3 separate regions of the Mus musculus genome follow, and all the other regions are linked to region 3. The links are chromatin loops, found by intact Hi-C in ENCODE. Cell type or tissue: left cerebral cortex. All regions are shown on one strand. Region 1 overlaps Col28a1 (collagen, type XXVIII, alpha 1). Region 2 overlaps C1galt1 (core 1 synthase, glycoprotein-N-acetylgalactosamine 3-beta-galactosyltransferase, 1). Region 3 overlaps Col28a1 (collagen, type XXVIII, alpha 1).

Evidence for each region. Hi-C counts contacts between places; a loop is a spot of excess contacts. Peaks named below come from ENCODE experiments on the same cell type or tissue, not always from the same donor. Only the 100,000 strongest peaks of a DNase experiment are listed, where the experiment ranks them.
Region 1: it touches region 3 in a loop (9-fold over the local background); 2 of 42 quality-filtered maps call a loop at or near these places.
Region 2: a loop joins it to region 3, with 3 times the contacts of the local background. A loop is called at or near these places in 12 of 42 quality-filtered maps.

Annotation. Positions count from the first base shown.
Region 1 is chr6:8,121,778-8,129,777 of GRCm38, forward strand. It overlaps Col28a1 (collagen, type XXVIII, alpha 1), which reads right to left. Exons shown (of 35, transcript NM_001037865.1): 12 at 6,962-7,030; 13 at 5,507-5,575. Among named protein-coding and RNA genes, the nearest start is that of Col28a1, 67 kb to the right of the region's middle. In left cerebral cortex, no CTCF peak of the experiment used is centred here; DNase peaks (open chromatin) are centred at 5,000, 5,463 and 6,591; H3K27ac peaks cover 810 bases.
Region 2 is chr6:7,849,911-7,857,910 of GRCm38, forward strand. The region is part of intron 1 of C1galt1 (core 1 synthase, glycoprotein-N-acetylgalactosamine 3-beta-galactosyltransferase, 1); the gene reads left to right. Among named protein-coding and RNA genes, the nearest start is that of C1galt1, 8.7 kb to the left of the region's middle. In left cerebral cortex, no CTCF peak of the experiment used is centred here; DNase peaks (open chromatin) are centred at 3,747 and 7,765.
Region 3 is chr6:8,172,713-8,180,712 of GRCm38, forward strand. It overlaps Col28a1 (collagen, type XXVIII, alpha 1), which reads right to left. Exons shown (of 35, transcript NM_001037865.1): 2 at 3,520-3,680; 3 at 2,454-3,010. The coding sequence starts at 3,643. Among named protein-coding and RNA genes, the nearest start is that of Col28a1, 16 kb to the right of the region's middle. In left cerebral cortex, a CTCF peak has its summit at 3,980 (motif pointing left); DNase peaks (open chromatin) are centred at 1,529, 3,611, 3,909 and 6,039; H3K4me3 peaks cover 384 bases.

The DNA.
Region 1 (8,000 bases), 51 kb before region 3:
AGTTGTGTCAAGTTGACACAAAACTAGCCAGTACAGCTGCCCACTCAGATGAATTGAGTTTAATCCCTAGAACCCATGATGAAAATAGAGAACTACTCTGTCAGTGTGAATGCCTGACCACATACAAATAATAAAGTTATTGTTTTTAAAACTTAAATATTTTAAAATTATTTAAAATGTAACATTTATATTTAATATTTATAATGTTGGTACACATGATTATGTAATATGTAAATGTATAATACTTTTTTTTTTTTTTTTTGGTTTTTCGAGACAGGGTTTCACTGTATAGCCCCGGCTGTCCTGGAACTCACTTTGTAGACCAGGCTGGCCTCAAACTCAGAAATCCGCCTGCCTCTGTCTCCCGAGTGCTGGGATTAAAGGCATGTGCTCACATGGTACCTCTTTCAAAATTGACTATATAATAGGTCACAAAACAGGCATCCACAGATACAAAAATTTTGAAATTATCCCATGCATCCTATCACATCATCATGCACTAAGGCTGATCTTCAATAACAACATAAATAATAGAACGCCAACATTCACGTGGAAACTGAACAACACTCTACTCAATGATTCCTTGGTCAAGGATGAAATAAATAAAGAGATTAAAGACTTTTTAGAGTTTAATGAAAATGAAGCCACAACATTACCCAAACTTATGGGACACAATAAATGGCAGTCTTAAGAGGAAAACTCATAGCCCTGAGTGCCTCCAAAAAGAAACTAGAGAGAGCACACACTAGCAGCCTGACAGCACACCTAGAAGCTCTAGAACTAAAGGAAGCAAATTCACCCAAGAGGAGTTGACAGCAGGAAATAATCAAAATCAGGGCTGAAATCAACCAAGTGGAAACAAAAAGAACTATTCAAAGAATCAACCAAACCAGGAGCTGGTTCTTTGAGAAAATCAACAAGATAGATAAACCCTTGGCCAGACTAAATAGAAGGCACAGGGACAGTATCCTAATTAACAAAATCAAAAATTTAAAAAGAGACATAACAACAGAACCTGAGGAAATCCAAAACATCATCAAATCCTACTACAAAAGGCTATACTCAACAAAACTAAAAAACCTGGATAAAATGGACAACTTCCTAGACAGATAGCAGGTACCAAAGTTAAATCGGGATCAGATTAACTATCTAAACAGTCCTATTTCCCCTAAAGAAATAGAAGCAGTCATCAATAGTCTCCCAAACAAAAAAAGCCCAGAACCAGATGGGTTTAGTGCAGAGTTCTATCAGACCTTCAAAGAAGATCTAATTCCAACTCTTCTCAAACTATTCCACGAAATAGAAACAGAAGGTACTCTACCCAATTCATTCTATGAAGCCACAATGATACCTAAACCACACAAAGATCCAAAAAAAGAAGAAAACTTCAGACCAATTTCCCTTATGAATATCGATGCAAAAATACTCAATACAATCCTCACAAACCAAATCCAAGAACACATCAAAACGATCATCCATCACGACCAAGTAGGCTTTATCCCAGGGATGCAGGGATGGTTTAATATATGGAAATCATCAACATAACCCACTATATAAACAAACTCAAAGACAAAAACCACATGATCATCTTGTTAGATGCTGAGAAAGCACTTGACAAAATCCAACACCCCTTCATGATAAAAGTCTTGGAAAGATCAGGAATTCAAGTCCCATACCTAAACATAATAAAAGCAATCTACAGCAAACCAGTAGCCAACATCAAACAAATGGAGAGAAACTCAAAGCAATCCCACTAAAATCAGGGACTAGACAAGGCTGCCTAATTTCTCCCTACCTATTCAATATGGTACTTGAAGTTCTAGCCAGAGCAATTCTACAACAAAAGGAGATGGAGGGTATACAAATTGGAAAGGAAGAAGTCAAAATATCATTATTTGAGATGATATGATAGTACATATAAGTGACCCCAAAAGTTCCACCAGAGAACTCCTAAATCTGATAAACAGTTTCAGTACAGTAGCTGGATATAAAATTAACTCAAACAAATCAATGGCCTTTCTCTACACAAAGGATAAATGGACTGAGAAAGAAATTAGGGAAACAACACCCTTCACAATAGTCACAAATAATATAAAATACATTGGTGTGACTCTAACTAAGGAAGTGAAAGATCTGTATGATAAGAGCTTCAAGTTTCTGAAGAAAGAAATTGAAGATCTCAGAAGATGGAAAGATCTCCCATGCTCATGGATTGGCAGGATAAATATGGTAAAAATGGCTATCCTGCTGAAATCAATCTACAGATTCAATGCAATCCCCATCAAAATTCCAACTCAATTCTTCACCAAGTCAGAAAGGGTAATTTGCAAATTCATCTGGAATAACAAAAAACCTAGGATAGCAAAAACTATTCTCAAGGATAAAAGAACCTCTGGTGGAATTACCATGCCTGACATTAAGCTGTACTACAGAGCAATTGTGATAAAAACTGCATGGTACTGGTACAGTGACAGATAGGTAGATCAATGGAATAGAATTGAAGACCCAGAAATTGAATCCACACACCTATGGTCACTTGATCTTTGACAAGGGAGCTAAAACCATCTGGTGGAAAAAAGACAGCATTTTCAACAAATGGTAATGGCACAACAGGTGATTATCATGTAGAAGAATATAAATTGATCCATTCTTATCTTCTTGTACAAAGCTCAAGTCTAAGTGGATCAAAGACCTCCACATAAAACCAGAGACACTGAAATTAATAGAGGAGAAAGTGGGGAGAAGCCTCGAAGATATGGGCACAGGGGGAAAATTCCTAAACAGAACAGCAATGGCTTGTACTGTAAGATCAAGAATTGACAAATGGGACCTCATAAAATTGCAAAGCTTTTGTAAGGCAAAAGACTGTCAATAAGACAAAAAGGCTACCAACATATTGGGAAAGGATTTTTACTAATCCTAAATCAGATATGGGACTAATATCCAATATATACAAAGAGCTCAAAAAGGTGGACTCCAGAAATTTAAATAACCCCATTAAAAAATGGGGTACAGAGCTTAACAAAGAATTCTCAACTGAGGACTACCGAATGGCTGAGACGCACCTGAAAATATGTTCAACATCCTTAATCATCAGGGACAAATCAAAACAATCTTGAGATTCCACCTCACACCAGTCAGAATGGTTAAGATCAAAAATTCAGGTGACAGCAGATGTGGAAAAAGAGGAACACTCCTCCATTGCTGGTGGGATTGCAAGCTTGTACAACCACTCTCTAAGTCAGTCTGGAGGTTCCTCAGAAGATTGGCCATAGATAGTACTACCGGAAGATTCAGCAATACCTCTCCTGGGCATATACCCAGATGTAGGTCTAACTGGTAATAAGGACACATGCTCCACTATGTTCATAGCAGCCTTATTTATAATAGCCAGAAGTTGGAAAGAACCCAGATGTCCCTCAACAGAAGAATGGATACAGAAAATGTGGTACATTTACACAATGGAGTACTACTCAGCTATTAAAAACAATGAATTTATGAAATTCTTGGACAAATGGATGTATCTGGAGGATATCATCCTTAGTGAGGTAACCCAATCACAGAAGAAGTCATTAGATATGCACTCACTGATAAGTGGATATTAGCCCAGAAACATAGAACACCCAAGATATAATTTGTAAAACACAAGAAAATCAAGAAGAGGGAAGACCAATGGGTGGATACTTCATTCCTCCTTAGAATAAGGAACAAAATATCCATGAAATGAGTTACAGAGACAAAGTTTGGAGCTAAGACGAAAGGATAGACTATCCAGAGATTACCCCATCTGGGGATCGATCCATCCCATAATCAGCCACCAAATGCAGACACTATTGCATATGCCAGCAAGAGCTGTCTCATATGAGGCTATGCCAGTGCCTGGCAAATACAGAAGTGGATGCCCACAATCTTCTATAACATGGAACACAGGGCCCCCAATAGAGGAGCTAGAGAAAGCACCCACGGAGCTGGAGTGGAACAATAATATGAACTAACAGTACGCCCAGAGCTCGTGTCTCTAGCTGCATATGCAGCAGAAGATGGCCTAGTCCGCCATCACTGGGAAGAAAGGCCCCTTGGCATTGCAAACTTTATATGCCCCAGTAGAGGGAAATGTCAGGGCCAAGAAGTGGGAGTGGGTGGGTAGGGGAGCAGGGCAAGGGGAGGGTAGAGGGAACTTTCGGGATAGCATTTGAAAAATATATAAAGAAAATATGTAATAAAAAAATAAAATAAAAAATAAATTAAAAATTAAGTCATGTGCCACCATGCCCGGCTATACTATTTAATATTTAAAAACAAAATAATATGTAAGCCAATGACTGAGTTTAGTGTTAATATACTTTCTCTCAAAACAGCTACTAAAAATGCACTTCCTAAAAAATAAAAAAAGAAATCATATATATGTGATTGTGTGTGTGTAAAAATACATGTTAACTGAAAAATATAATAACACTAATAAATAATTTAGTTAGAATAAGATGATGAAATGTTAATGAGGAATTCAGGTCAAGACTCTATAAAGAAGTCAAATTAGGGGTTAGAGAGATAGCTCTTTCAACTCCAGCAGAAAACCCCAGTTCAGTTCCCAAGACACACATAGGATCAAGTCACAAACACCTTCCAATCCAGCTTCAAGGAATCTCATGCCCTCTGCAGGCCCCTTAGAGCCCTGAAATCATGTGCAGTAAACACACACACACACACACACACAGTCATATATTTCAAAACCTCACAATACCCAGCTGTTTACTTCACAGGTACTGCAAAGAAACATTTCTGTTAGTGATTCCATGGGGCACAATGCAATGCGAAACCAAGGAAGGAGGCTACTGCTGTGGCTGCCTGCTTTTGCTTCTGCCTTGGTGAACCAGCTTTAGTTATTTGCACAAAAATAAAGCTCACTTGAGAAGTTATGAAGTGCTTCATAACAGAAGAGTCATGTTTTATTCATTTCCTCTTCAGATTTCTCGTGACAGAATCCTTTTTTCCTTTTCCAACAATAGCAAACTTCAAAGCTGCATAAGGTGGAAGCTGGGAATAAAGCAGGCTTTATCTTTGTCCCATGCTCAAGCCTAACTTTAGTGCATTCTCGGGGATTACATAATGAGAAGATCTTCAGCCTCACATTCTAGTCCCCCATGGTTCTCAGGACTACAATTACCATGTATAGACAGAGGACCTCAATCGAGATCTGTCACCTCCTAGGGAACTTTGACACCTAGAACTCTTTTTCTTTGCCAAGCTAATTAATCTTATGAGAGGTTACAGTGAGGAAAACATCATACACATATGTGAATGCATATACACACATATATATTCATATAGCCTTATTTCAAGCATGTAAAGTAATACAGACCTTGTTCTTACATGCTTCTACTATTAATGGACTTTTTAACATAAAAACATACACAGTAGAGTCACTTGGGCATTTCTTTTTTGCCAGAATGAGCAGGTAAGAATTACACTCTGCCACTTTACTCCACATGCAGCTTTGGCCACTTACTGGCTGTCCGGGTTCACCAATTCCAATCGGTCCGGGAGCTCCCATTCTTCCTTCCTGGCCCCTCTCACCCTGAGACAGGAAAAGTAGTTACAGGGTGAGTTTTTTAAAAAATAATAGGATGATATGAAATGAGCTGGAGATTTCAACAGGGAAAATAGACAAAACTTTTCATATTCAGGAACATTAAGAATCATTCAGAGGAGACTGATGTCAATTAAAGCAAACAAATTGTCCTAAAATGTTCACCAGCTCTTGTTTAAATGCAACTCAGTATCTCTGGCACTTATAAATGATAGTGTAGAAATGGGAAATGGACAGCATTTTCTGAGATGGCCAAGATACAATATGTGCTATTCCCTGCCACTATCCTAAAATGTCACCTCTTCCCTGTCCCCGCGTTGGCCATTTTACCTCTCCTTTTTTTTTTAATTAGATGTTTTCTTTATTTACATTTCAAATGTTATCCCCTTTCCTAGTTTCCCCTCCGAAAATCCCCTATCCCCTTCACTCTCCCCCTGCTCCCTAACCCACCCACTCCTGCTTCCTGGCCCTGACATTCCCTATACTGGGGCACAGAACCTTCACAGGCCTCTCTCCCCATTGATGACTGACTAGGGCATCCTCTGCTACACATGCAGTTAGAGCCATGAGTCCCACCATGCGTTTTCTTTGACTGGTGGTTTAGTCCCTGGGAGCTCTGGGGGTTCTGGTTATTCATATTGTTGTTCCTCCCATGGGGCTGCAAACCCCTTCAGCTCCTTGGGTCCTTTCTCTAGCTCCTTCACTGGACTCTGCTTTACACTTGCTTTCCTCCAGAAGAATCTTCTCCACTAACTTTGCCCAATGAAGGTCCACCTTCCCTCAAGTCTGCACGTCCTGATCACTGAAATGCAGTGCATGGTGGCACTTGATTCCCTTCTAAACATATTGAATCAGGACTGCTCCCTTTCAGTTCTGTATTAAAGTCTTATCATCCTGAAAGTCCATTTAAAATCAGTTTGTACCTCTGCTATCTCATATGCTCTGTGTGTGACTCAGAGCTCCCAGGATGCTCCTTACCAACTCCCTACAATTCTTCCTGCCAGCATTTACTCTCAGTATTCTGGGCCTCTAGTTTCTGCTTACATAATGTGAGCAGGTGGAAGGTTTACATGGTAAGATGCTACATTTCCCAATACTGTATTTGCACGCTAGTTTTTAAAGCCCAAGTAACCAAACAGAACCACTTATACATTTTGAGAGGTTATATATTGGAAACAAAGTTTTTATTCCAATTCAATCAAATGTATCTTGAATATTCTTAAGCTAATTGTCCCAGACCAGAATGCTGCAAGTGTCCAAAGACCCAAAATATATGCAACTACTGCAGAAAAGGGTGGAAGAGAGTTTGTGCCCTACTTTCCAAGCCCCATATAAATCAATAGTTATCCAAGGACAAAGAAGCAATATCTCTACCTTAACACCTTGCTGTCCAATACCAGGGGCTCCTGGAGGACCATAAGGACCAGGAGGACCTGGCTCACCCTAGAATAGAAAAGAGGGTATTGTTAGGTCGGCTTCATAGCATTTGCTGAACAGTTCTTAGGTATACAGTGCTGCTGTAGGAGCCCTGAGAACAGCAGCGAAGTCTAGCATACAGTCCCTGCCTGCCCTTAATTACCTCTAATTTCTAAATACAATTTAAATATATTTTAAAACATGTTAATGGATACGTGATAATTGATTCCACCTAGATTTTTTTTATCTCCGTGCAGTCATAGCAATTTTAAATGTTTTTATGTAGGAAGGTACAATAAAAGGAAGGAAGGAAGGAAGGAAGGAAGGAAGGAAGGAAGGAAGGAAGGAAGGGAGGGAGGGAGGGAGGGAGGAAGGAAAGAAGGAAGGAAGAGAGAGAGAGAGAGAGAAAGGAAGGAAGGAAGGAAGAAAGAAAGAAAGAAAGAAAGAAAGAAAGGAAGGAAGGAAGGAAGGAAGGAAGGAAGGAAGGAAGGAAGGAAGGAAGAAAGAAAGAAAGAAAGAAAGAAAGAAAGGAAGGAAGGAAGGAAGGAAGGAAGGAAGGAAGGAAGGAAGGAAGGAAGGAAGGAAGAAAGTGTCTTTACCTATGAAAGTCATGATACAGCCTTTTCACTCATTCCACAAATCTATTTCAAATGCTTTGACAGATCCATTTTAGTCCCTACCCAATGCACACCTCTCTCACCTTTACTATTCAAGCCAATAAGAAGCTATATTTTGCTCTTAAATATGTGGTATGATGCCCTATTACAATTGATTGATTTAGCTTTGTCATATTTAGTCAAGGTTTCTGTTGTTCAAAGTGAGCATTTTCAAGTAATACAGTCCACTCTGTAGCAGGACAATACACGAACTCAGGCATCCAAGAACTGGATGATACCAAATCACTCATGATTCCTCGTATCAGGAAAACCTGAGTCCAGATGGGCTGTGAGGCATTGGGCTATGCAAAGACAGCCTGTTTTCCAGTTGAGGCTAGATG
Region 2 (8,000 bases), 320 kb before region 3:
GCCTTGACTGCATCCAGTGTGTGTATTCCTCTGAGTCTTTTGTGTCTGCTTTTGTACGTTGTTAATCATTTTGTGTCTTTATGCCATATATGTTTTAAAGCATGTTATGAAGAAACATTGCTTTGCAGCTGCTGTGCCTCCGGGACTCGCCCACTGAAGAAACTGTTTTTCAGTAGGCCCAGCTTCTGAGTTTTAGGAAGTTCTCAGTTCACCATAAAAATATGCAAAAAGATGTTTTCTCCTAGCCTGTTTTTAAAATATTGAAATCTTAGAAGTTGTAATTGTTAATTATTAGCAAAGGACCCAGCTGGTTGCTTTTGTGGTTTCCAAAGGATTAATTATTCTCATACACTGCCTTGAATAAGCCACCCCTTCCTTGATGTCAAATGCTGTGTGGATTATGTATTACACAGTCCCATACATTTTTTTCCCACCAACCATTTCGGTCTGATGACACACTGCCCCGTTGCCTGTCTGCTGGTTGACAAGAGTAGGGTGTTTTCTTTGCTGCTGCAGTGAAGAAGGCTGTACAGCTGGGGAAATAGCAGATTTCACTGAAGAAGACATCAGGACTGTAAGGTTTTGGAAAAGGCTGGAGTTGAGGCAAAAACCTACTGTTGCAGTATTTAATCGTTTTAAAACTACAGAGTCTGGGTGTCAGAAGGCTAAACATCTGGCCTGGTGTTTGGAGACCTCGGAGATAAGATAGTTGTGGAATGTTATGCCTGTATACCCTTATCTGACACTCCATTGGAAACTGAGGCTGATCAGTCATCCATGCAAGAAGTGGAAGACCAGGCTCACTGATGGCATTGGAAATGATGTAGTTTCTAGCAGTCTGGAGAGTTGCTCAGCTAATCTGTTATTAATAGACATGCTTTTAAACACACTGTGATTTAAAACACACGATGGCCTGTCAGTCTCAACGTTAAATTGTTAAATCATTTCAGTTCACCTCTGATTTGTTTGTTTTGTTTTTTGGTTTGGTTATGAAAAAGAGAACGTATGTGTATTTGAGATCAGGTAGCCCAGGCTGACCCTAGGCAGGCCTTCAAGTCCTACCCCTTTGTGTTCAGGCCCCAAGTGCTGAGATTATGTGTGTGCCACCACGCGTCCATGTAAACATTTTAATATGCCTTGTGTTTTAACCGCCAGCCACTCACCATTCAAGAATTACCCATTCCCTGGTCAGGCATGGTGGCCTAGACCTTTAATTGCAGCACTCATGAGACAGTTCAGGGCCAGGACAGCCAGGTATACATAGTGACGTGATCCAATAAAAACTTGATACTTACTCATTTTTCCAGGCCAGGTTGGTCTACATTACAGGTCCCAGGACAGTCAGGGAGGGGTGCATAGTGATGTGATCCAAATAAATAAGTAAGTAAGTAAATAAATAAATAAATAAATAAAATTGTGTACTCATCAGGGAAGGGTGCATAGTGATGTGATCCAAATAAATAAATAAATAAATAAATAAATAAATAAATAAAATTGTGTACTCATTAATTTTTCCAAGCTTTTAGAATACATTTTACACGGTTATTTAGCTTTTAAAACTCTGTGTTTGGGGTGGGATCACATTATACACACAGATTGATGTGTAGAAAACTGTCACGTGATGTGTGTTTGTGTGTGTGTGTGTGTGTGTGTGTGTGTGTGTGAGATAAAACACCCCTAATATGCTCATCCTACCCAGTTTTACCTGTACAGTCAGTCCAGTGGTGGTTGCATTTCTGTTATGATGTACCCATCATCATTGTCCGACTCTAGAGCCCTGCATCCTGTGAAGCTGAAACGCACTACCCTATAAACAAGTCCCATTCTACCTCCCCATAGCCCCTGTCAGCCAGAATCTTCTGTTGCTGAGTTTTAATTAACGTAAGGGAAACTGTACATTGTCCTCCTCCTATTGGTTTGTTTCACTTAACAAAATGTCCTACTTTTATCTGTTTGGAGCAAATTGGAATTCTCTTCATTTTTTTAAAGATTGTCAATAAATCCTTTATGTATTTACTAATTCATTTACCTGTCAAAAGATGTATCCCTCACCCTTACTCCATTTGAATACTGCTGTGAATACCAGTGTGGGGGAAATAACCTCTTTGGGACTCTGTTTTCAAGTCCTTAGGGTATGTACCTCAAAGTGGCAATAGTGGGTCATGGCCCCCTTTTGAAGATCTAGTCTCACTGTATAACTGCTGACCTGAAACTCAGTGTGGACCAGACTGACCCTGAGCAGGCAGATGTATGCCTGCTTCTCCCAAGTGCTGGGATTGCAGTTGAGCCCCCCCACGCCCAGTGAGTATTAGTGTGAAATTCTGAGGGCCTGCTGTACTGAACTGCTGGCCACAGCAGCAGTACTGTTTTATACTTCGACTGGCATGTGCACAGATTCCAATTTCTTTATGTTCTTGCCAACACCTGTTACCTTTGATTGTTGGTAGTAGCGATCATTATGAGTTATGAACTGGCATTTAACTAATGATAGACATATTGTTTTACTTGCTTATTGACTGTTGTGTATCTATTCAAATCATATGTCCATTTTATGGATTGATTTTGTTTTAGTTGATTTTTTTTTAGGACTTCTTCGCATAACGTTTGCTCCACTAATCCAAATTATAGATATGCTTTGTGTTTGTTCATTCTGTCACCTGTTTGTTTTTTTCTTAACTGTTGATAAAGTATTTCAATGAAAAAAGCTTTATGGTTTTTTGGGTATTTGGGCTGCTAAACTTAATACTATTTTCACTACTTAAGACCTCTCAAAATTTCATATCAATTTATAAAACTTTGGGATTTTACTAAAAATTTTATTGAATCTGTGTATTAGCTTGTTAAGAACTGTAGTTCAACACTATCTTAACAGTGTGAAGTTTTACAGTTTTTGAACATGAAACATTTATACTTTTGGCTTTATGTTTTAGTGATCAGTTATTAGAGACATAATTGTTTTATATCGCTCTTCTCTTGGTTACTGTCAGCATGCAGTGTCTCTTTTCTATATTTCTACTTTCAAACTATTTGTCTTTGGGTCTAAAGTTAGTCTCACAGTTACAACATAGTTGATCTTGTTTATTCATTCTGCCCATTTGTGCTTCTTGATTAGAGTTTAATCTATTTCATTTACAGTAGTTACCAGGAGTTTTCCAGCCCCCTTTTCCTGGGTAACTGTCTCGTTTCCCTTAGAGTATGTTGTTTAGCTGGCTTCTCTGGTTATCAGGAGGGTTACACTTGGTATCACTAAGCTACAGCACTCTAGCTTGAGTTCATACTGGTTAAACTAATAGCATACAAAATGCCTTTCTTCTAGAACTTGCCAAGTTCACTGGTTGATAACACAATTACATCTTTAGACATTGTGTGTCAAAACTATACTAATGCCTGTCTCTTAAATGTATGGAACCAAGTGTAGAGCTAAAACCACTGTTATACTAGTATAAGGTGTTCTGTTTATCCGTGTATTTAATTTTTATTTACTTTGATTGTCCACTGTACTTTTCTAATATTCTGCATTTCTTGCAGAGCGAGTCTGTAGTAATGAACTGCTTTGGGGGTGTTTACACAAAATATCTTAAGTTCCCTTTTACTTTTAAAGGAAAAAAAAATTGTCAGATGTAGGATTCATGGTTGACACTTTTTTTTTTTAGCACTTTGAATATACCAGCCTACTACCTTCTGTCCTCCAAAGTTTCTGATGAGAAATATGATAATCTTTCTGACAGTCACTTGTATGCCATGAATCACATTTTCGTGGTTTCAGAATTGTCTCTGGGCCTACTATTTGATGAGACATATTTGGTATAGCCTTGAATACATCCTCCCTGGAGTCTCATCTGCCTCTTGGGTGCTAAGACTGCGATCTTGTATTGAATCTGGGGAGTGCTGGTGGCTTTTTGGCTATTCCTCCCCTCCTGCCTCGACACTCCAGTCTCTTTGCTGGGCTCCTTCACTGTGACCCAGACCTAGTTCGCCCTCACATCCATCTCTCTCTGTTGCACTCCTCAGACTCAGCTCTGCCCTCAGACATTTGTTCTGTCTTCAGGCTTGGCGTTTCTTTCTCCTGCCTGCTCAAATTTGGGTTTATTCTTTCTAGTAGAATTTTAAATTTAGTAATGCTATTATGCTTTAGATTTTCTGTTTTGTTTCTTTTTTAGGTTTTCTGTTTCTTCAAAGTCTTTATTTAATAAATGACTGCCTGGTCCGCCTTAAAAGATAGTTAAGTTTTTCTTACTTGTTGCTTTGAATGAATCATTTTCTCATTTATGTGTCGTGTGTTTTGTTTTTTTTTAAACAAAAAACAAACAGATGTTTCCATTTAATAATGTGATCATGAAATCAGATTGTCCCATTCCCTGGTGTTTGGTGTTTTGTTTTTTGTTTGTTGTTGTTGGATTTGGGGGTGGGGTAGTTGGAGGTTTTTTGGTTGGTTGGTTGTTATTGTTGTTTTGGTTTGTCTCAGTGTCAAGGACAAGTCTAGCCCAGGTGTTTCTGAGGTTGCACTTTATTTGGTCATACACCGGCTATGTAATTGTCCTTGTGCATGCAGTGTTGTAGTTCTTAATGTCGATAATTTCCAAACAGAGGTGGAAGAGAAAAACATAAAAAGGGGTGGAGATGATATCAGCCTTTCAAAACCAACTAGAAGTCATTTCCGCCAGAGAGGGAGGGGTTTATCTGGGTAGGTGAGGGTATATCACCAGTGATTGCCCATCTCTGAGTCTAGTTCTATGATCAGGCACAGCAGTTGGCATTCAGAAGACAGGTTTCTTACTGCCCACCTTTGTTCCCAGAACCTTTTAATAACTATTTTATAAATACGTGCTCTGCAAACAGCTGCCTACCAAGCAGACCTAGTAGACAGGAAGGCGGGTAGTTACTTCTAAGCCGTGAAATTAACTGAAATCACCTGTATTTACCTTACTTTCCAAGTCCTGCACAGGACATTTGGAGCCTTTGATAGGTCTTCAGAGTTCTAAAGAGTTAACACCAGATTCTACCTGGGTAATGTCTGAGTGGAAAAACGTATTCCTAACACTAGGATGGCCTTTTCCCAGAAGCTGGTGTTGACTGCTCGTATGGCAAACTGTTGTGCTTTCCCACTTACTGAATTTTTATTTTTGATCCTTTAGTGGGGTTATATTTCCCTTTATGTAGAGTTTGTACATTTACAAAGTGATAGTTATTCTTTGTTACCTATAGCTTTTTTGGTTTCTATTACAATTATTTTCTATATAACTACTTACTTCCTGGATATAAAGATATGATTCACTTCTCAAATAGCCACTTTTAAATGATTTCTTTTAAGTGTTTCCAACTTTTTACAGTTGGTCAAATTATCAATTACCACGATGGGTTTGACACCTTCTTAAATACATATACCTGTTATTTTCTTGTACAGTTGCACTTGTGTGTGCTTCTGGAAGACTTTACTCGACAGGAGAACGTTCATGAGTGATTATGTTTCTGTGGTAGAACAAGTGGTCTCTAACTTTTTGTCTTTATGATGAGTCTATCAGAACATAACCTCGTGGAGAGTTCATGAGCTCCAGGATTTTGTTTAATGATAATATAGAAATTTAAGAAAATTGTTATGGTATGTGGTGTGTGAATATGGGTCTGTAGTAATTGCAGTGCATGTGTGGCAGTCCAGAGGACAATTTTCGGGACTCAGTTCTCCCTTCCTTTAGGAGTTCTTCCATGGTCTGACTTGTGCAACATGCACTTTACCCACTGAGCCATCCCTGCATCTGGATTTTAAATAGTCAATGTGGTTTTCATATTTTATGATGTGTTTATCAGAGTATTAAATAAATTTTCTCCTTACTCAAATAGTTTCAACTTACAGTGGGTTTGTTGGACTATAACTCCATCATAGGTTGAACACCTGTCTTAGGGTTTCTATTGCTGTGATAAAACATGAGCAAAAGCAATTTGGGAAGGAAAGAGTCTATTTCATTTACTCTTTTATATCACAGTTCATGGTTGAAGGCAGTCAGGGCAGGCACCTGGGGGCAGGAGCTGATGCTGTAATCCTGGAGGGATGCGCTTACTGTCCTGTTCCTAAGGTGAACTGTGGACTTGTGAGTCTTAGATTCATTAGTTACGTAGAGTTTTCCTTAAAATGTCATGTAACTCTTAGCTGTCTTCATAACTTACAGTGGTGCTAAAAATTAATTATAATCTCTGGACATATTTTGGGCCTAATCACCAATGAGCCTCAATTGTAAGATGATCTAATGTGTCAATCCCTGTGGGAATTCCACAGTACATGTCCACAATAGTTTTTAACTTTTCACTACCTCAGAATCATGGTAGCAGATGATTGGTGGTAGCTTCATTCAGAGGCCTTCTGAGGTCTTGCTTTGCCCTGATCTTCAGCTCCCGGTGCTCAGTTCTGACATCCAGTTCCTCCTGTTTAGTGTGGGATGTAGCTGCCCTCATTGTGTCTGCAGCTGAATTGCCACTAAAGTGCTGTAGGAGTTACTATCACTCTCTTCCTAAGGCTGATTCGAGGAGTGATCAAATGCTGCCTTGAGGAAATGAGTTAAATAAATGGCCCTCCGTGCGACCCTTAGCTTCCTTCCTTAAAAGTTTTTCCCAGAGAATATTTTTGGTTGACTCTTAGGATAAATTAGAGTACAAAATGAATGGCTAAGAAAGAGAGTTTATTTGGGTTGCTTCAATGTCATCTAGGCTGACACAGACTGAATGTGATCATAGGTCATAGACATTTCAGACAAGTTTGAAAGACAAAATCCCACGGAGCTGGGGAATTATGTCAGTTGTTTGCCAGAAGATTTAAGCTGACATAGAAGCACTGTCTTGTAAGAAAGAGATTGGATAATTTAAAGAAAATTAAAAAGAAAAAAAGAAAGAAAGGGGGATGGGTGAGAAACAAAAAGAAACCCTCGGGGTAGGGGTGCTGCATGTACCCTCAGGACTTGGGAACATTGGGAGTGATCCTCAGCTACTGAGGAAGCCAGTGTGAGGCCAGCAAGCCCTATGCAAGACCTTGTTCAAACAAGCAAATAGAAAGGAACTCTCAAGAAAAAGTACTTCTTGGCATCTTCACTCAGATGAAGAGGGAGAGGAAGTTTAACCAGGCTACCAGACTACTGGGTTACCGAGCTACACGACCTCTTGTGGGCAAAGGTGGGGTCACAGGGCTATGTGTCCTGGGACATGCAGGCCCAAAGCAGGGTGGGGAACCATCCTAGTTTTGCCGATCTTAGGATAGATTTCTGGGAATTGGACACACCTTAACTCCAATCTCGCTCTGAGCCTACTCCACTCCCACCTCCCCAGTCCCATGGCTCCCTAACCCCATACATTATCAGCTGTATTGATGAATATTCTGAATCCTATGTTGTTATGTGAGTAGTGTTCACTGTGTCTTCATCTGGATTGGTTTCCGTCACTAGAAACTCTTTGCCCTTCTGTAAGAAGCACTCCTCAGTCATTAAAGTTTTATGATGAAATTGTAGTCACTTAGTCACATACTCAAACTGCATTTCCAGTTCTAACATGAAATTTAAGCAGCTACAGTCTACACTTCTAGTTCCCTTTCGATTCCTCCCCTACCTTCAGATGCTACCTCCACTGGTTCTGAATTCCTTGGAGTTACCAGAGTGTTCACATCAGCGTTTATGGGATGCCTTCCAAAAATCACACGGCTGCATGTTTACATGGAGAGTGTTGAATCCTTGGCCTTTTCCAAGTGGCTTCAGTTTCCTTGGCAAGACTCATCAGGAAGAGCACTGACTAAAGCCGATACATTGTAAAAGCTGTATTTCTTGAATAAGATTTGGAGCTCCTCATTGATCCACAGGCTTCAGAATGGATGCTGTGTTAGCTGTGCCAACAGCACTAAGCTTGCTGTATATCTCCAGCAAGTCCTGGGGAGCTAGGCGCAGTGGCAATGAATGGTAATATCTTTAAAAGAAGGCTTTTTTTTTTTCCCTAAGAAGCAGGTTTTGTACTGCCAACCAGGTTTT
Region 3 (8,000 bases):
TGTGAATGAGTACAAGGCCAATGCTATAAAAGGTAGTAGAGGAAATATGAAGAATTGACAAAGTTATTAATATCATAACTAGTGGGGTGGGAGCAAAAGCCAGCAAACTCTGTAATAACAACAAAAGCCTTTGCAATTTAACTTAGGAGCAAAATTTGCCACTACAAAATCTGAAACAGGACAGAAGTAAACATCTTTAAAAAAAATGAAGCCTGGAAAAAATAGGAAGTGACCACAACTAATGAAAAAAAAAAAAAGCATATGATTCCACTAACCCTTATGTGGTAAAGAGAATGCCTTAAATCCATGATCTTCAAGAATGTCCAGAAAAAGAAAGTTTAATTTAGCCTCAACCTTTACTTCCAGATTTATTTATTCATTTATTTATTTATTATTTTTATTGGTTTTTTCAAGACAGGGTTTCTCTGTGTAGCCTTGGCTTTCCTGGAACTCAGTCTGTAGACCAGGCTAGCCTCAGAAATCTGCCTGACTCTGCCTTCCAAGTGCTGGGACTAAAGGTGTGTGCCGCCACTGCCCAGCTCCAGATTTTTAAATATTAACTTTTATACTGTCTTATTCTTCTTAAGGACTAAGTGATGCATCTAGAACATTAGACTGAATTTGTTTCACATGTAAATTACAATAAACTTAACAATAAGATACTCTGCACATTCCCTTCAATAGGAATCACTGCATCCTGTTTGGTATTTTAGAGCTGAAAGGTTTCCTCTTAGAGGCTCTTACATGATACTTCCTATGAAAGATGCTAAGGGATTTGTCTTTATTCAGCTTGGTTCCTGAAAAAACATCTATTTATTCTGGACAATTGTGTCCAGTAAAGCCAACTAAACTGAGCATTGCAATAAAAATGAGTAGGCTGCTGACCTCCGCAAAAGAACCTAAATTCATTTCAAAATTAGTACTTTCAGTATAAGGAGCCAAACACTGATGGGTACATACAATATGGGTTTATTTCTGTAGAATGGTGTGAAGTGTTTACTCATCCTGAGTGGTGAAAGTCAGGTCAGGAGCTCTAGGGCTGGGGAGAGGGGGAGAGGGATCACAAGGAAGTTTGAGTAGGCATTTCTAAGTGATGGAAATGTCTACATTATAATCATGTTGGTGGTTACATGACTGTGTGTACCTGTCAAAACCCATGGAATTGTGTGCTTTAACGCATTTCTATTCTGAAATCATGCCTACATTTTTTTAAAAGCCTAACCACATAAGAATTTAAATATAAAAAAGTTAAAATGTCAGCTAAGAATGTAATTAAATGAGGAATTTTCTCAAGGATCTGGTTTAAAAAAAAAAAATTCCGGTCCTGCTTTATAGAGAGGGACAATGAATGTTGGTGTGCTTTTCTTTCAAAAGCTGACTAGTACTCTGGACCTGGAATGCATCTGGAAAGCAGTATCTCCCTGTCAAGGAAGGGTTATTCCCAGAAGTGACATCTGAGCAAACAAGCTGAAGTCACAGGGTGCTAAGGAAGTGGAATCTCATTGGTCATCTTCTGTTTCCCTAGAAACAGTCCTAGCCCGAATCCACTGCCAAAAGCTCCTCTCCTCAGCTGGGCAGGAATCTCAGCAAGGATGTATCTAGAGGAAGTAGCAACATCCTGCGCCTGAACATCTGGCCAAACAAGGAGCTGTCTGCTCTGTGCCTTCTGGAGTCAGCCCTTCTCACACTAGAGATGAAGAGGGGGAAGCAATGACAAGCTACCATGATGGACAGCTGAGAGGAGTGATGCCTGGAGCCAAGGGCACAGGCAGGGCTAGAGACTGCAGGGCTAGCACCTTAAATTTCATGTGAAATGTCTGCTCTCAATGAGACTCACCTGGGAACAATGGGCTAGGCAATGATTTCTGACTCCAGTCTAAATTGGCTCAATCCTATTAAGGATTACCCTCAATTAGTTAACCAAAATAGTTTCTTCCTTTCTTAGATTGCTTTGTCAAGCAATAGTAAAAGTAATATAGACAGGCTTGTAATGTATAAGAAATAAAGACAGAAACACATTTAAATTGCAAGTCTGAATTTTAAAGTATTATGACATGGAAATAGGTAAAATGGTCAAAGATAATCATGCAAATGGGAGATAAGGAAGGACGAAGTTAAAACAAATAAGGCCGACCACAGACTGATAACCGAGGAGTGTAAGTCAACAATGTATGGGATTTTAGGATAAGTAAACAGTAGACTATGGTGTATGCTTCAAAAGCAATCATTCCCAAATCGTCAGGGTATGACAAAGTTAGGGATGTAGCTTCAGGGAACAAACTTCTGATATTCCCAGTAGATTGTCAAGGTAGTGGAAAGAAAATCCAGAAAGTTTCATGTTCTGTATCCAATGAGAATCCTACGTTGTCAATGTTTTGTATCTACTGTTAAATAACTGCAATATGACTATACAGCAAGGATATATATATATATATATCCCTCTAGGTACCTACCAGGCGTTCCTGAATTCTGTCTACAAGTGTTGGGTCACTCAATAGTAGAACGGGTTCATTGGAAGGATCCCCAGATATCAAACGAAGTTTGGCTTCATTGACCACAGTGGAAAGTCCAACGGTGATAAATGATATTCCCAAAATTCTAGCATCTTCAGAAATACTTTGGACATCTGGGCTCTTGGGATGATCGATGCCATCAGTCATCAGCAAAGCCACCTTCACGCCATCTTTACGCCCTTCTCTTTTAAGTAGCCTTGTGGCATTGGAGATGGCATAATAAGAAAAGGTACCTTGCCCAATTAAATTCAGAGACTTGACCCGCTGCTTAAATGTCCGGAGATCCTTCCAAGAAGACAAGGGTGGATCAATCTGGACCGAGCTGCTAAACTGAAGGGCTGCCAGCTTGATGTCATATTTTAATGAACGGCCAGGAGTCAACTGGAAAATCTTCTCACTCAAGCTGTCCACAAAATCTTTCTGATTATCAAAGAGTACAATTTTGGAGCTTTCTGAGCTGTCCAAGATAAAGACAACATCTATGAAGCAAATGGCATCTGAAAGAGAACACAAAGGTTATACCACTTAAAGCATTAAAAAAAGAAAGTGCAGCATATTTTTAAAATTAAATACTAGGAAAAGGCGTCAAAAGGTAAATCAAAAAAATGTCTGTCTAACAGTTGGGTTACATCATATTAGTACCTTGAAACCAAATGAGAAAATGTGTCTGCATTCATCATAGGAATAGAACAGGAAAAGAAACTTTTCAAAGTTGAAAATGAATTCTAGATCGGTTTCTTAATAGCTGACTTGTCTCTGGCCTTAAATATGTCATTTAAGTGTTCTGATTTACAATTGAAGTTAAAATGAAACAAAGTGTTCTAAATCTCTAAAATCTAGATACTTAGGGCTTATTACTACAGTGGTATAAGTTTATCAAGCAGAATATTACATGTATACTACACATGATTTGCTATTTAAACCAAACACTATTTTAAAATCTTATGTTAGTGATTTCACAGGCTAAAACTAAAACTTTAAAAAAAAATGCTTTCTTTTTTTTTACCCTGGAAGTCATTTTTCCTTGCAAGTGTGTTTGGCTTTGGTCCTTTCTTTCTTTGTCCATACACTGCTTGAGTCATAAAAGCTGGCAAAAGCAGAAGACAGAAGGCAACGTCTCTTCTCCTCATTATGGTAGATGGTAAAAATTCATCTGCCTGGTAACACCTTGAAATGGAAAATTCAGTTATAAATACTTCCATAAAAGGTAATATTTACCTTTTCTCTTTTATTGAAAATAATTTTCCTCATTTCTTGATTACGGTTTCTCCTCCCTCTATTCCTCCCAGTCCTTCCCCATCTCCCTTCCCACCCAGATCCATCCCCTTCCTGTCTCTCATTAGAAAACAAGAAGGTGGGCTGAAGAGATGACTCAGAGCTTAAGGGCACTGACTGCTCTTCCAGAGGTCCTGAGTTAATTCTCATCAACCACATGGCATTTCACAACCATCTGTAGTGGGATCCAATGCCCTCTTCTGGTAGGTCTAAAGAGAGTGACAGTCTAAATAAATAAGTCTTTAAAAAAAGAAAGAAAAGAACAAGAAAACAAACAGGTTTCTAAGGAATTGTAATGTGATGAAAAAAGAACCCAAAAGAAGGCACAAAAAACCGAGACTCATTTGTACACTCTAGACTCCCATAAAAACACCAGCTGGAAGTCATAAAATATACACAAGTTACCTGTCAGGCGAGAGAGAGAGAGAGAGAGAGAGAGAGAGAGAGAGAGAGAGAATAAATTAATTAATTAACTAATTAAACATAAATAAATAGTCTCAAGCCTGTAGAGTCAAAGGCTGTGATTTGGGCCAACAACATGGTAAGTTAAGGAACTTGACACCAATCATGATGACCTGACTTTGATTCTCTAGGACCCACGTAGTATAAGAAGAGAACTTCAGAAAACTATCCTCTGATCTTTACACACACACACACACACACACACACACACACACACACACACACATACACACACACACACACACACACACACACACATACACACACACATACACACACACACACATATACACATACACACACACACATATACACACACACATATATACACACACACATATATACACACACACACATATATATACACACACACTGACTCACTCAAACACAAACACACATACACACACACACACACACACACACACATACACACATACACATATACACACCATGACTCACTCAAACACACAGAGTAAGGAGAGAGCTAATTTCAGAAAGCTATCCTCTGAACTTTACACACACACACACACACACACACACACTGACTCACTCAAACACAAACAAACACACATACACTCACACACACACATTCACATTTCAAGTAAAACACTCACACTGAGATTTTTAAAGTTTCTAAGCTAAGCAAGTCATGGTACCATGACCAGACATTTCTTGGTAAGCATTCACTTCTATCGAAGTCATTGTATTTAAGCAGCACTACTTTCTTCCTATATTACAGAGAGCTTGGAATAGGGAATGCCATTGATCAGTTTCTCAGTCCCACACTGTTCTGGGACTATGCTTCCATCCCAGTATCTGCTTTATCATTTCCAGATCGCTCAGAGTGAATTCAGGTGACTGCATGTTTGTTATATTCATTTTTACTATAACTGATGCTTAGCAAAGCCAACTCTTTGGGTCACACAGAACCACTACGTTTTCAGTCTTGCTGTGATGTGCACACAGCGTCAGTGAATCAAGTCAAGTTAGAATAAAATTCTTCCTCAGCTTTCCATAGCTCCTTTCTCTTTTCTTTTCTCTTTTCTCTTTTCTCCTTTCTCTTTTCTCTTCTCTTTTCTCTTTTCTCTTTTCTCTCTCCTCTTTTCTCTTTTCTCTTTTCTCTTTTCTCTTTTCTCCTTTCTCTTTTCTCTTCTCTTTTCTCTCTTCTCTTTTCTCTTTTCTCTTTTCTCTTGCTTTGGAAAGTTTATCTTCATCAGGTTCCACAGTGGAACTGCATATCTAATGAATAAAAATTAATTTGACTACAAAACCCACTAGGTTTGCTTAAAAGAGACTTCCAAGCAAAATGGGGAAAGATCTGAAGTCAGAGGCCTACCCCTTTAACCCAACTATTTTTTTCTATGTAAACAATGAAAACTCTAATTCTCTATTAAAATTCTCAGTCATCTGTATCAGTTCAATATGCCCAGCTGCACACACAGTGATGTTTAAATCCACAGAATTTCCTGACAAAAGGAGACTGATATGTTGCTAGCTCAGGATACCCAAGGGAACAGGAACAAAAGGTTTATTTAGAATTGACAATCGGCGTGGTTTCCGAGTGCTTGCCTCCTTCGGCTGCATTAACTCCACAAGGTCTGGAAAAGGAATCACATTTTCCTCCTTTTGGCACCTTGCCTTCAGAAAATGTGAACTGGAAATTCACGACCATGATTTTTCCAGACTCTTCAATCCAGGGTGGGAATAATACATGCAACGGCAGTGATGGGTGAGCTGGGAGACGGACTTCTTTCAGACAGGCAGATGGATTAAATCCCACAAAGAAGCAAAACTGTTTGGCTGGAGATAACGCTACTGCTGGCTTCAGGCCACTGTTTCTTCCTCAAATAGCAGGCAGCAGGAAGCTTATTAACAGAACTTCACTTCTGTGTGAAGCACCTGTGTTGGCGCATGTGCTGAGAGCAATTGTCTAAATGTCAACCAAGCTCTCGACCAGCTATACTAAGATCTGAAGGCAGTGGGTAGTCAAAGCAAAAACACAAACTAAACCCCACTAGAACTGGGCTAAGGAAATAGAACATAGAAATGGCACCCCTGTTTTAGCCAAGGTGAACATGAAAGAGCTGCTTCTTTGATTCTGAAGCTTAGTGAAAAGATAAAGTTGTGTAGACACACACAGCTGCTACTGCATTTTCAGAGGGAAAAACAAATCATTAATGTTATACAGGGGTTTTCTTTCTTGCACCCATACCAGGAGAAACATCTCAGGCATTCCGGACCATAGAACTTAATCCTCATGTGTCTAATAGCCACTGACACCACTCAAGCATGACAATAACCATAATATCTCTGTGTTATGGTTTCTTCTGAGGCTGTTGGTTAGGCACCTGACACAAACTTTTTTGCTTTCCTGTGGGGTCCGCAGGGAATCCTCTTGGCTTTATTTTTCTTTCTCTAGCTTTTCCATTCTCTTATCTCCCCGACCTCCCTGACTCTGTTAGACACTGTGAGAGGTCACCCACTTCTAACCACTTTCAGAGCATCCTATTGCCTGAGTTCTTAATAGTTCTTATCTTTTAGAAAGATGTACAAATGATTAAAAGAGATAGAGAGTACAGTTAGTTAAATGACAGAAATTAAAACCTCAATGTCAATATGGCTATGGCTAAATTTTATTTAAAATGCAGCTCTTTTGACAAATGCTGTATTTTGAAATTTTACCTAAAACTTATTTCAAGTCAATTAACAGGGTCAATACATTCAAGAGACTATATTGTATAATTTTTCAGAAATAAAACAAATTTTAGTAGATTTTAATAATTTTACCTCAGTATTTGCATTTTCCTGGTTTCTACATGAAGACAAAATGATTGGATAATTTTTATTCAAATTTCTAAATTAGTCAAATGCTAAAATATCCTAAAATGAATTCTGAATTGTAGAAATCCATTTCAAATTTTTAAAAAGTTCCCGCCAAAGATATTAACATTATTGTGCTACAGTTTAGTAGATTGTAAATTTAGAATAAAATTTGCAAAAGGAAAAATTAAGTATCTTTAATATTTAGTCTTAAGTTTACATACTTAGCCAGTATTCATGTTTGTCTAACAATTGGTTTTGAGTCACAGCAGAGGGCAAAGTTTTCAATAAGTTTTCTTCACATGACAAGATCATCAGCCGTTTATCCTTGCACAGTTCCTAGATGGAGTTTAAGGATTAAAACCAAGCAGCTCTGTCTTACCTTAGGAAGTCTGTCAGACAGGAAAGAGAACAGTGTAGCAGATGTCCACAGCAAGGACTATTGCTAAGTAGAGTTAGCTATTTGATATTGTTTGGTACTCTGGGAAATAATTGTCTTTGCTTTTGATTTTTTTTTCAATCTCTTATTCTTGTTTACTAGAGTGGTCAGGCATTTGGCCAAGGTGCAAGATCTGGGTGGGATCAGTAAGCAACTTAAAGGAACAGCGTCCCTTTAGACTAAGTCTGTGTTCTCCAGGCTACTGTTCCGAAAAAGAAAAAAAGAAATAAAGAAAAGAGAAAGTGAGCAAATTTTTTACATTGTAAGTGTCGATCGACCATCTGCCTGTGTTTCTTACACTATATCCTTGGTTTGATTCCTGTCTTTCTCTTTGCTAGGGTTTGTTCTCTGAGACACCCTTTAGAATAGCAAACACTCTGGAGTCATATAAATGACAGCAGACTCAGATTCAAAATCTTTTTAAGAAAATGAGCAGATTAATAATTTCTGAAGTTGAATAATGAGCATGTAGCTATTAGTCATTCAAGTCT